Linked DNA regions of Homo sapiens: regions 1 and 3 are each linked to region 2. Evidence: read pairs that join two places in POLR2A ChIA-PET (ENCODE). Cell type or tissue: OCI-LY7. All regions are shown on one strand.

Region 1 (4,000 bases), 210 kb after region 2:
CGAGGGTCTCACTATGTTGAGTATATATGTATATATATATGTGTGTGTGGGTATATATATCCACACACATACATGTAAACTATATAGATATATTACAGATAACTATAGCATCTGTCCCAACACTCTCTAATATACATGTATATGATATACATATATACACGTGTAGTATACATATATGTATATTAGAGACAGCATTGAGACAGATGCTGTAATTTATATGTGTATATGATATATTGCTTTAGATAAATAACACTTATTTTGTGTATAATCAGAAACAAATTTAGAAAACTTAGAAAAGCATAAAAATAAAGATTGCTTATAATTCTGCGGGTAGATCACCTGAGATCAGGAGTTCGAGACCAGCCTGGCCAACATGGTGAAACCCTGTCTCTACTAAAAATACAAAAATTAGGCCAGGTCTGGTGGCTCACAACTGTAATCCCAGCACTTTGGGAGGCTGAGGTGGGCAGATGACCTGAGGTCGGGAGTTCAAGACCAGCCTGACCAGCATGGAGAAACCCCGTCTCTATTGAAAATACAAAACTAGCCAGGCATGTGCATGCCTGTAATCCCGGCTACTTGAGAGGCTGAGGCAGGATGATTGCTTGAACCTGAGAGGTGGAGGTTGAGGTGAGCCGAGATCGCACCATTGCACTCCAGCCTGGTCAACAAGAGCGAAACTCCATCTCAAAAAAAAAAAAAAATTAGCTGGGCATGGTGGCAGGTGCCTGTAATCCCAGCTGTTTGGGAGGCTGAGACAGGAGAATGGCTTGAACCCGGGAGGCAGAGTGTGCAGTGAGCTGAGATTGAGCCTTTGCACTGCAGCCTGGGTGACAGGAGTGAAACTCTGTCTCAAAAACAAACAAACAAAAATCTTGTATAACAAAAACTATACCCAGGCCTCATACAGTAGCCTGCTTATTGGAAACAATAACAGTTCATACTAATAAAAATATTGGGGCCGGGCGCGGTCGCTCACGCCTGTAATCCCAGCACTTTGGGAGGCCGAGGTGGGCGGATCATGAGGTCAGGAGATCGAGACCATCCTGGCTAACACGGTGAAACCCCATCTCTACTAAAAATACAAAAAAATTAGCCGGCATAGTGGCGGGCACCTGTGGTCCCTGCTACTTGGGAGGCTGAGGCAGGAGAATGGCGTGAACCCAGGAGGCGGAGCTTGCAGTGAACCAAGATCACGCCACTGCACTCCAGCCTGGGCCACAGAGCAAGACTCCGTCTCAAAAAAAAAAGTTGACATTTCCCAGAGTATGTTGTCATGCAAATATAACTAAACTAGTTCAGACTAGCCAGAAAGAGGAAGAAATAGTAACAGGCATGAAATGATCATGATTTAGTGATTTAGCATGATTTAGTTAAGTTTAGAAATATGGGACAAGTCAGATCGTGTCATTCCAGTGACAACACATTTATTGAAGTCAGAGGGCTCAAGAAAAAAGTGAAAGTTGGTTATTAAATAATGGTAATATCTTAAACTCTTACATTCTTAAAAGGCTTTTTTTTTTTTTTTTTTAAAGATGCAGGGTCTCAGCTGGGCACAGTGGCTCACGCCTGTAATCCCAGCACTTTAGGAGGCCGAGGCAGGTGGATCACCTGAGGTCAGGAGTTCGAAACCAGCCTGGCCAACATGGAGTAACCCTGTCTCTATTAAAAAATACAAAATTAGCCAGGCATGGTGGCGCATGCCTGTAATCCCAGCTCCTCAGTAGGCTGAGGCAGGAAAATTGCTTGAACCCAGGAGGCGGAGGTTGTGGTGGGCTGAGATCGCACCATTGCACTCCAGCCTGGGCAAAAAGAGCAAAACGCCATCTCAAAAAAAAAAAAAAAAAAAAGATACAGGGTCTTACTTTGTCACCCAGGCTGGGGTGCAGTGACGTGATTATAGCTCACAGTAACCTCGAACTCCTGGGCTGAAGCAATCTTCCCGCTTCAGCCTCCTGAGTAGCTGGGACTACAGGCACATGCCACCGTGCCTGGCTAATTAGAAAATATATATATTTTTTGTAGAGATGGGGTCTTGCTCTGTTGCTCAGACTGGTCTTGAACTCCTGGCCTCAAGTGATACTCTCACCTTGGCTTCCCAGAATGCTAGGATTACAGACCTGAGCCATCCTGCCTGACCTTAAAAAGACCTTGTGTTTAAGACTACAGCTTTCATTAGGTGGGAGAGACAGTCCAGAATAGAGAAGTATGTCAAGGACCTTTATGATTTCATGTTGTTTTATAAACATGGAGAATAAAGGGATTATGTTCAAGAAGTGCATAGCCTTGGAGGTAATAAATAATCAGTAAGTACTGGGAGAGCCGGGGAATGGTGGCTCATGCCTATATTCCCAGCACTTTGGGAGGCTGTGGCAGGAAGATCACTTGAGCCCAGGAGTTTGAGATCAGCTTGGGCAATATAGGGAGACCCCATCTCTGCAAAAAATTTAAAAATTAGCTGGGTATGATGGCAAGCATGTGTGCTCCAAGCTACTTGGGGGGCTGAGGTAGGAGGATCATTTGAGCCCAGGAGTTCAAGATTACAGTGAGCTATGATCACACCACTGGACTCCAGCCTAGGAGACAATGACGAGACCCTGTCTCAAAAAAAAAGAAGAAAGAAAAGGAAAAGCAAAGAAACTGCTGGGAGAGATGGGAGAGATCTATGACCAGAGCCTATCAGATGCTCCCTTAGACTGTGCTCTTTGAGCACAGGCTCATTGTGTAGTCACACTCTAGAATGCTGGGGTGGGAGATGAGATAACTGGATAGAGAGCCTGTAAAACAGATGATAATTGACTAAGACAAAAAGGTAGCAACAGCACGTTACTCCCTGCAGTGGCCTGACAACTGAATCAGCTCCTTAGCCAGGGTCTCTGCACATTCATCTTCAGATGGAGTTTTTTTCAAGCTGTTCATTCACAAGGTCACGAAAAATATGCATGCCAATCACCATGGAGGTGAGTGCTTCCTTTCTTTTTGTTTTTTATTCTGCTAAGCATATTTACATTCACATACTTTGAAAATGAAGAACTTTGAGACATTGACAACTAGGGGCTGCTCCAAATAGGGCAATGATCAGGGCCTAGGACTCTTGGATACTTTTGTTGTTACATGACTTGAGGGCATATTATGGCATGGTAGGGGCTGAGATATCCCTAAAAAGTTGAAATTTTGTAAGGAGCCAATTTTACTTTTGAATATCATCCAGATTATGAAATGGCAACAAAGTAGTAACTTTGCCCTATTCCTTCATCTACTTTTTTTTTTTTTTTTTTTTTGAGACTGATTGTCACTCTGTCACCCAGGCTGGAGTGCAGCGGTGTGATCTTGGCTCACTGAAACCTCCGCCTCCTGGGTTCAAGCAATTCTCCTCCCTCCTGAGTAGCTGGGATTACAGGCGCTTGCCTCCGCGCCTGGCTAATTTTTGTATTTTTAGTAGAGACGGGTTTCACCATGTTGGTCAGGCTGGTCTTGAATTCCTGACCTCGTGATCCGCCTGCCTCAGCCTCCTAAAGTGCTGGGATTTTACAAATGTGAGCCACCGTGCCCGGCCTCCCTCATCTACTTTTAAAGTATTGTCTTTTACCCCCACCTGTTATATCTCCCTTTTTACCATCCTTCTCCTGACCTTCCCTGGCAGCTCACTGTCTCATCCCCATCCACCTCCTGTGTGTACCCACACACACACACACACACACCCTACCACCACCACCACCACCACCAGTTACCATCAGTTACCGGGCCTTGGCAAGGTCCTGCTATGCGTAGAGCCAGAGTATAAACTGGTGTTTCCCTCAGTTCTCAGCAGTGGCCAAACTGGAATCTTTAAGCAGGACCCTACTGAAGGTTTGAGTTTGACAGAAGACAGGTTCCAGCAACCAGATTGTCAAGGTGACAAGTTGTCGGACGCTCTCTTTAACTTGGATTTGCCTGTAGTGTCACTCCATATGGCAGACACTTTCTCCTTCTCTCCCTTTTTCTTGCTGCCTCCCCCCGC
Region 2 (4,000 bases):
GTACTCAATATACATTATTTAACTTTTTTTTTTTTTTTGGAGATGGAGTCTCGCTCTGTCACCTAGGCTGGAGTGCACTGGCACAATCTTGGCTCACTGCAACCTCCACCTCTTGGGTTTCAGCAATTCTCCTGCCTCAGTCTCCTGGGTAGCTGAGATTATAGGCATGCCCCACCATGCCCAGCTAATTTTTGTATTTTTAGTAGAGACAGGGTTTTACCATATTGGCCAGGGTCTTCTCGAACTCCTGACCTCATGTGATCCACCCGCCTCCATCTCCCAGAGTGCTAGGATTACAGACGTGAGCCACTACGCCCGGCCCATTATTTAACTTTTAAATTTAATTTTTTTTTATTTATTTATTTTCAGACAAGATTTTATTCTGTCATCCAGGCTGGAGTGCAGTGGTGCCATCACAGCTTATTGCAGCCTCAACCTCCGGAGCTCAAGTGATCCTCTTGCCTCAGCCTCAGCCAAGTAGCTGATTTGGCTACTTGGGACTATAGGCATGTGCCACCACACCTGGGAATTTTTTTTTTTTTTTTTGATACGGAGTCTTGCTCTGTCGCCCAGGCTGGAGTGCAGTGGCACAATCTCGGCTCACTACAAGCTCTGCCTCCCGGGTTCACACCATTCTCCTGCCTCAGCCTCCCGAGTAGCTGGGACTACAGGCGCCCGCCACCACACCTGGCTAATTTTTGTATTTTTAGTAGAGATGGGGTTTCACCTTGTTAGCCAGGATGGTCTCGATCTCCTGACCTCATGATCCGCCTGCCTCAGCCTCCGAAAGTGCTGGGATTACAGGCGTGAGACACCGCCCGGCCACACCTGAGTAATTTTTTTAATTTTTGTAGAGACAGGGTCCCATTATGTTGCCCAGACTTGTCATTATTTAACTCATACCTGGACTAATATTGAACACCAAAAAACTGACTTGGCCATTTAACATTATTTTCATTATAAAAACACAAGATGCCAGGAACATCTGTCCACACTTCTGCAGAAACAAAATCTGCAGCTTAGTGTGGAAAGGAGGAAAGAGAGGTAAAGGGTAAAGGTGGTTCTTTTTTTTTTTTTTTTTTTTTTTTGGAGGGGGGTGGACAGAGTTTTGCTCTTGTAGCCCAGGCTGTAATGCAATGGCACGATCTCGGCTCACTGCAACCTCCGCCTCCTGAGTTCAAGCGATTCTCCTGCCTCAGCCTCCTGAGTAGCTGGGATTACAGGCGCCCACCACCATGCCCAGCTAATTTTTTTGTATTTTTACTAGAGACGGGGTTTCACCATGTCAGCCAGGCTGGTCTGGAACTCCTGATCTCAGATGATCCATCTGCCTCGGCCTCCCAAAGCGCTGGCATTACAGGTGTGAGCCACCGCGCCCAGCCACAGCTGGTTCTTTAATGTGGGAAAGTATTGACTGAGATAAAGCAAAAGAAGTAGAACAAAAAGTGTACACCAGTCAGAGTTCTTAGTTACAAATTATGAAACTGTTTAACTAAAAATAAAATTGGGCCGGGCACGGTGGCTTACGCCTGTAATCCCAGCACTTTGGGAGGCCAAGGCAGGCAGATTACCTGAGGTCAGGAGTTCGAGACCATCCTGTCCAAAATTGTAAAACCCCGTCTCTACTAAAAATACAAAAATGAGCCAGGCGTGGTGGCACGCACCTGTAATCTCAGCTACTCAGGAGGCTGAGGCAGGAGAATCGCTTGAACCCAGGAGGCAGAGGTTGCGGTGAGCAGAGATCGCACCACTGCGCTCCAGCCTAGGCAACAGAGCAAGATTCTGTCTCAAAAATGAATAAATAAAAATAAATAAATAAATAAAAATAAAATTGGAAAGCAATCACATAGCTTACAGAATCCGTGGAAAGGCTGGAGGCTCTGAAAATGGAGAAAAACAACAGAAGCCAAGTGACCTAAGACACAGCCTAATCACTCTACCGTAGCTTCCTGCCGAGAGTGCTGCCGTTCTACCACAGCTGGATTCTATTTGCTGCACACTGACAGAATGAAACCTAAACTAGCTCCTCCTAAACTGTGTTTGAAGAACCAGTTTTTAAAATTACCAACCCCTTGCAGATTGATATTTCTGTAAAGTATGATAAAAATGAATTACTAGAAAAATGAAATGGGGGGAAAAGGCATGTAAAATACAAGCCCAAATTTTTATTATTCAACTTGACAGACTTCACATTACACCTTTCAGTAAATTCAATCAAAAGATAAATAATAGGCCAGACAAGGTGGCTCGTGCCTATAATCCCAGCACTCTGGGAAACCAAGGCAGTTGGATCGCTTGAGCCCAGGAGTTTGAGACCAGCCTGGGCAACATGGTGAAACCCTGTTTCTAAAAAATTTAAAAATTAGCCCTGGTGGTGCGTGCCTGTAGTCCCAGCTACTCAGGATGCTGAGGTTGGGGGGATCACTGGAGCCCAGGAGGCCGGGGTTGCAGTGAGCCAAGATTGCACCACTGAAGTCCAGCCTGGGTAACAGAGCGAGACCCTGTATCAAATAATAATAATAATGATAGAGAAAAAATTTAAAAATTAAATTACAAGAACTATATACATTGTTCTTTAAAAATATACATGTAAGGCTAGGCAGGGTGGCTCACGCCTATAATCCCAACACCTTGGGAGGCTGAGGCAGGTGGATCACTTGAGTTCAGGAGTTCAAGACCAGCCTGACCAACATGGTGAAACCCTGTCTCTACTAAAAATACAAAGTATTAGCTGGGCGTGCTGGCGGGTGCCTGTAGTCCCAGCTACTCGGAGACTGAGGCACGAGAATCAATTGAACCCAGGAGGCGGAGGCTGCAATTAGCTGAGATGGCATCACTGTATTCCAGCCTGGATGACAGAGCAAGACTCCTTCTCAAAAATAAAATAAATAAATAAGTAAAATAAAAGTTAAAAAAAAAATTGAACAAGCTGAAGATATTTACTTTTAATTTTCATTCATAATAATGCAAGTGATGCCATATTTTAAAAAGTCAGCCAGGCATGGTGGCTTACGCCTGTAATCCCAGCACTTTGGGAGGCCGAAGTGGGCAGATACGAGGTCAGGAGTTCGAGACCAGCCTGGCGCCTGTAATCCCAGCTACTCTGGAGGCTGAGGCAGGAGAATCATTTGCACCCAGGAGGCGGAGGTTGCAGTGAGCTGAGATCGCACCATTGCACTCCAGCCTGGGTAACAGGGTGAGTCTGTCTAAAAAAAAAAAAAAAAAAAAAGTCATCTTTATCCAGGTGTGGCGGCATGTGCCTTTAGTCCCAGCTGTTCAAGAGACTAAGGCAGGAAGATTAATTTTTTCAAATTATATTTACATTTAAACTAGCTTTTGGTTTAGCTGGGCATGGTGGCATGTGCCTATAGTCCCAGTTACTCAGGAGGCTGAGGCGTGAGGATTGCCTGAGTCCAGGAGGTCGAGGATGCAGTGAGCCATGATCACGTGCCACTTCACTCCAGCCTGACAACAGAGCGAGACCCTGTCTCAAAAACAAACAAAAAAAAATTTAGCCAGGCATGGTGGTGTACGTCTGTAGTCACAGCTGCTCAAGGGCTGAGGCAGGAGGATTGCTTGAGCACAGGACTTTGATGCTGCAGTGAACTATGATCGCGCCACTGCACTTCAGCCTAGGCCACAGAACCTGACCTTGTCTCCTTAAAAAAAAAAAAAAAGGCCAGGTGCAGTGGCTCATACCTGGAATCCCAGCACTTTGGGAGGCTGAGGCGGGTGGATCACTTGAGGCCAGGAGTTCGAGACCAGCCTGGCCAACATGGGGAAACCCAATCTCTACTGAAAATACAAAAATTAGCTGGGTGTGGTGGCATGTACCTGTAGTTCCAGCTACTCAGGAGGCTGAGGCACGAGAATCACTTGAACCTAGGAGGTAGAGGTTGCAGTGAGCCAAGATCACGCCACCGCACTCCAACTTGGGTGACAAAGCAAGACTCTGTCTCAAAAAAAAAAAAATTGCACAGATATATATATATGGAGAAAG
Region 3 (4,000 bases), 140 kb after region 2:
TGGAAGTGTTTGCTAAAACATCTGCCTCCCTGGAGATGAATCAAGGCGTTTCAGAGGAAAGAATTCACCTTGGCTCTAGCCCTAAAAAAGGGGGAAATTGTGATCTCAGCCACCAGGAAAGACTTCAGTCGAAGTCCCTTCATTTGTCTCCTCAAGAACAATCTGCCAGTTATCAAGACAGGAGGCAATCCTGGCGGCGAGCAAGTATGAAAGAAACGAACCGGCGGAAGTCGCTGCATCCCATTCACCAGGGCATCACAGGTGGGGTGCTGTGTACACAAGACAGTGAGGTTCCAGCTCAGATAAGAGACAGGTTCCAGCTCAGATAAGAGGCAGTGAGGTATGGCAGAAAGTGTGGGAGAATAGACATGACTTGCTACTTTATAAGTACTGATGTCAAACACCTAGTAAATGTTCAGTATTACTGCTATTTCTTTTTAAGAGACAGGATGTTGCTGTTTTGTCTAGGCTGGACTTGAACTTCTGGGCTCAAGCAATCCTCCCACTTCAGCCTCCCAAGTAGCTGGGACTACAGGCGTGAGCCACTGCACCTGGCTTACTACTTATATTATATTATTAGCTGCCACAAATAAATTTCTAATTGTTCAATACTCACCTCTGCTAGGGTGAGAAACATTAAAGATTTCTTTCTGTGGTTTTCTGTCTCATACCCTAAAGTGGAGCAGAAGATAGTTGGGTTGATACCTGATTTTAGCCTTTATAACTGGAAATACCTCAGAGGGAAGATGCACATACAAATATCTAGAGTGGGCCAGGCACGGTGCCTCATGCCTATAATCCCAGCACTTTGGGAGGCAGGAGGATTGCTTGAGTCCAGGAGTTTGAGGACAACCTAGGCAAGATGGCAAAACCCCATCTCTACAAAAAGTTTTTAAAAAAATAGCAGGGCATGGTGGCACGTACCTGTAGTCCCAGCTACTGGAGAGAGGCTGAGGCAAGAGGATCACTTGGGCCCAGGAATTCAAGAAGGCAGTGAGCTATGATTGCGCCACTCAATCTATCCTGGGTGACAAAGTAAGACCCCTGTCTCTAAAAAACTTTGTCTCTTTTTCCCTATCCCCTCTCTCTTCCCTCCTCCCTCCCTGCACCCCACCCCTCTCCCTTCCCTCTTCCCTCCCTGCACCCCACCCACCCCCGCCTCACTTTCTTTCTCTCTCTGTCTCTCTCTCTCTGTGTGTGTGTGTGTGTGTGTGTGTGTGTGTGTGTGTGTATCTACAGTGAAAAACAGTTTTTAGGGATGCTATACAGAACGTGATTTGTGTCATTTTGTGTGAATTTACAATAGTAACTATATCTTAGCATCAAAGTACAGAACATAACGTGGAAAAGCTTGCATATTTCAGGAAGACTATACTAGCTCTGTGATGTTGAGTAAATTACTTAACCTTCTTTGTCTTAAGGTCCTCATCAGCAACTTGGAGATGAAATAGTACCTATCTTACATAACACAGTACTTGGGACATAGTAAGCCCTGAAATGTTAAGCTACTGTGATTAGTTTTAAGGTATCGTCCTATTTCCAAGTGGTCTGATGCACAGAAGGAAATCTGGGTAAAGATAGGCACTTAGCACATCAGAAAATTGCTGCCACAAGGCCCATGTACTTTAGTCCCTAAATGTGCTGAGAAAACATCAGTGCATCCCAAGATTAGCCCTACCTTTAGCTCTATGCCGGAGTATTTAGACTTAAACAGAAAAGCATCAGTGTAATAAGATTGGTTCTTGCCTGGTTATTTCTGGCAACCTGTCAGGTTTCCTTGGTTATAGGCAGAAAGTATCCTGTTTTTCTTGACTAACAGCAGTGACAATTAAGAGACAAGAACTTTAAAAACACAACCAGCTGAAGCTAGAGGGCAAAAAGACATGTAGCTCTCATAATTCACAAAGCAAAATTCCTTTGCTATGTAGTAATTGTTTACAAGTGGACATAATTTTAAAAAACGGTATCTACATCTTGCGATTGGTTAGGGATTCAGTTGCATAATTATGTAAAATGCTCACCCAATTCAGTCTAATAACTCACTCTATGACCTTGGGCAAGTGACCTATTACTTTGTGCCTGTGTCATTATCTGTTATCTGAATGGAATTCATAGGATACTTGCCTCAAGGTTTAATGAAATACGTATATAGCATTTCATAAAATGCTTTTTATATAGCAAGTGTTCAACAAATGTTAGTTATTAATGCTATTATGAGGTCATTATAGAGAGGCAGTGTGGTAATAGAGGGAAAAACACAGATATCGGTGAGAGACTTGGGTTTGAATTCTGGCTCCACCGATTTCCAGTTTCTGGCCTCAAGCAAGTCATTTCCCCTCAGAGCTGCAGTTTTCCCATTTGTAAAATGGAACTTTATAATAGTACTCTTCTTATAGTATACAGTACAGAGTGTTTAAAGCACATTGCAGTGCCTGTCCTATAAAAAAGCTCAGATGTGGCCAGGCACAGTGGCTCCCACCTGTAATCCCAGCACTTTGGAAGGCCAAGGCAGGCAGATCACTTGAGGCCAGGAGTTCAAGACCAGCCTGGCCAACATGGGGAAACCCTGTCTCTACTAAAAATACAAAAAATTACCTGGGTGTGGTGGCGCATGCCTGTAATCTCAGCTACTGCAACCTCTTGGCTCACTGCAGCCTCCGCCTCCTGAGCCCTTTTGATTCTCATGCCTCAGCCTCTGGAGTAGCTGGGATTACAGGCGCATGCCACCACTCCTGGCTAATTTTTCTGTTTTTAGTAGAGACGGGATTTCACCATGTTGTCCAGACTAGTCTCCAGCTCGTGGTCTCAAGTGATCCCATGCCTCGGCCCCAGAGTGTTGGGACTATAGGCATGAGCATCGTACCTGCCCAATACAAAGATTCTTATAACTTTTTTTTTTTTAAGTTTAGATGAACAAATGGGTAAACTTCATTCCTCAGTGATCCTGCAAAAATTAGAATTCTGTCTTTAACTAAAGAAGGCTGTTCTTGCCTTAAGTTGGATTTATCAAGAGGGAGGACATTTTTCAGTTTTGTTAGTTGCTAACTATGTAACTATCCAGCTCCTTAAATGTGGCTATGTTTTATGTTAGAGCTCAGCCGGTCTATCAGTGTCGATTTAGCAGAAAGCAAACGGCTTGGCTGTCTCCTGCTTTCCAGTTTCCAGGTAAGGTTCTTATAACTAGGAAATGTTTTTGTGTTTGTTAACTGCTATTGTGACAATCTTTTGTTTTTAGATGGAGCCTGACTCTGTCACCCAGGCTGGAGTGCAGTGGTATGATCTTGACTCACTGCAACCTCCGCCTCCCAGGTTCAAGTGATTCTCCTGCCTCAGCCTCCCGAGTAGCTGAGACTACAGGCACATGCCACCACGCCCCGCTAATTTTTGTACTTTTAGTAGAGACAGGGTTTCACCATGTCTGCCAGAATTGTCTCGATCTCCTGACCTCCTGATCCGCCTGCCTCGGCCTCCCAAAGTGCTGGGATTACAGGCATGAGCCACCGCATCCAGCCCTTAATTTTTTGCATTTTAGTTGAGACGGGGTTTCACCATGTTGCCCAGGCTGGTCTTGAATGCCTGAGCTCAGGCAGTCCACCCACCTTGGCCTCCCAAAGTGCTAGGATTACAGGTGTGAGCCACCGTGCCCAGCCTTTTTTTAAGGTGTATTGTGTATTATGTGGCTACCAGGTGCTTACATCAATTTAGATAAGCAGGTAATTTGTGTGAATTAAATAACCTTTTTTTTTTCCTGAACCGAAAGTCAAAATCTGTAGTCCAAGCAACAAAAAGTCTTTTGTTTTTTCTTTGTTTGTTTTTTGTTGTTTTTTTGAGACGGAGTCTTGCTCTGTCACCAGGCTGGAGTGCAGTGGCACAATCTCGGCTCACTGCAACCTCCGCCTCCCAGGTTCAAGCGATTCTACCGCCTCAGCCTCCCGAGTAGCTGGGACTACAGGCACGCGCCACCATGCCCCGCTAATTTTTTTTGTATTTTTAGTAGAGA

Evidence for each region. Peaks named below come from ENCODE experiments on the same cell type or tissue, not always from the same donor. Only the 100,000 strongest peaks of a DNase experiment are listed, where the experiment ranks them.
Region 1: POLR2A ChIA-PET joins it to region 2 with 7 read pairs; 5 of 35 experiments call an interaction of 5 or more read pairs at or near these places.
Region 3: POLR2A ChIA-PET joins it to region 2 with 5 read pairs; 3 of 35 experiments call an interaction of 5 or more read pairs at or near these places.

What each region holds. Positions count from the first base shown.
Region 1 is chr20:36,699,395-36,703,394 of GRCh38, reverse strand. The region is part of intron 3 of NDRG3 (NDRG family member 3); the gene reads left to right. Among named protein-coding and RNA genes, the nearest start is that of NDRG3, 45 kb to the left of the region's middle. In OCI-LY7, no CTCF peak of the experiment used is centred here; no DNase peak of the experiment used is centred here.
Region 2 is chr20:36,906,769-36,910,768 of GRCh38, reverse strand. All of the region lies in intron 11 of SAMHD1 (SAM and HD domain containing deoxynucleoside triphosphate triphosphohydrolase 1), which reads left to right. Among named protein-coding and RNA genes, the nearest start is that of TLDC2, 33 kb to the right of the region's middle. In OCI-LY7, no CTCF peak of the experiment used is centred here; a DNase peak (open chromatin) is centred at 1,968.
Region 3 is chr20:36,767,134-36,771,133 of GRCh38, reverse strand. DSN1 (DSN1 component of MIS12 kinetochore complex) reads left to right here. Exons shown (of 11, transcript NM_001145315.2): 3 at 1-261; 4 at 3,092-3,165. Among named protein-coding and RNA genes, the nearest start is that of DSN1, 4.6 kb to the left of the region's middle. RefSeq lists a silencer at 123-288. In OCI-LY7, no CTCF peak of the experiment used is centred here; no DNase peak of the experiment used is centred here.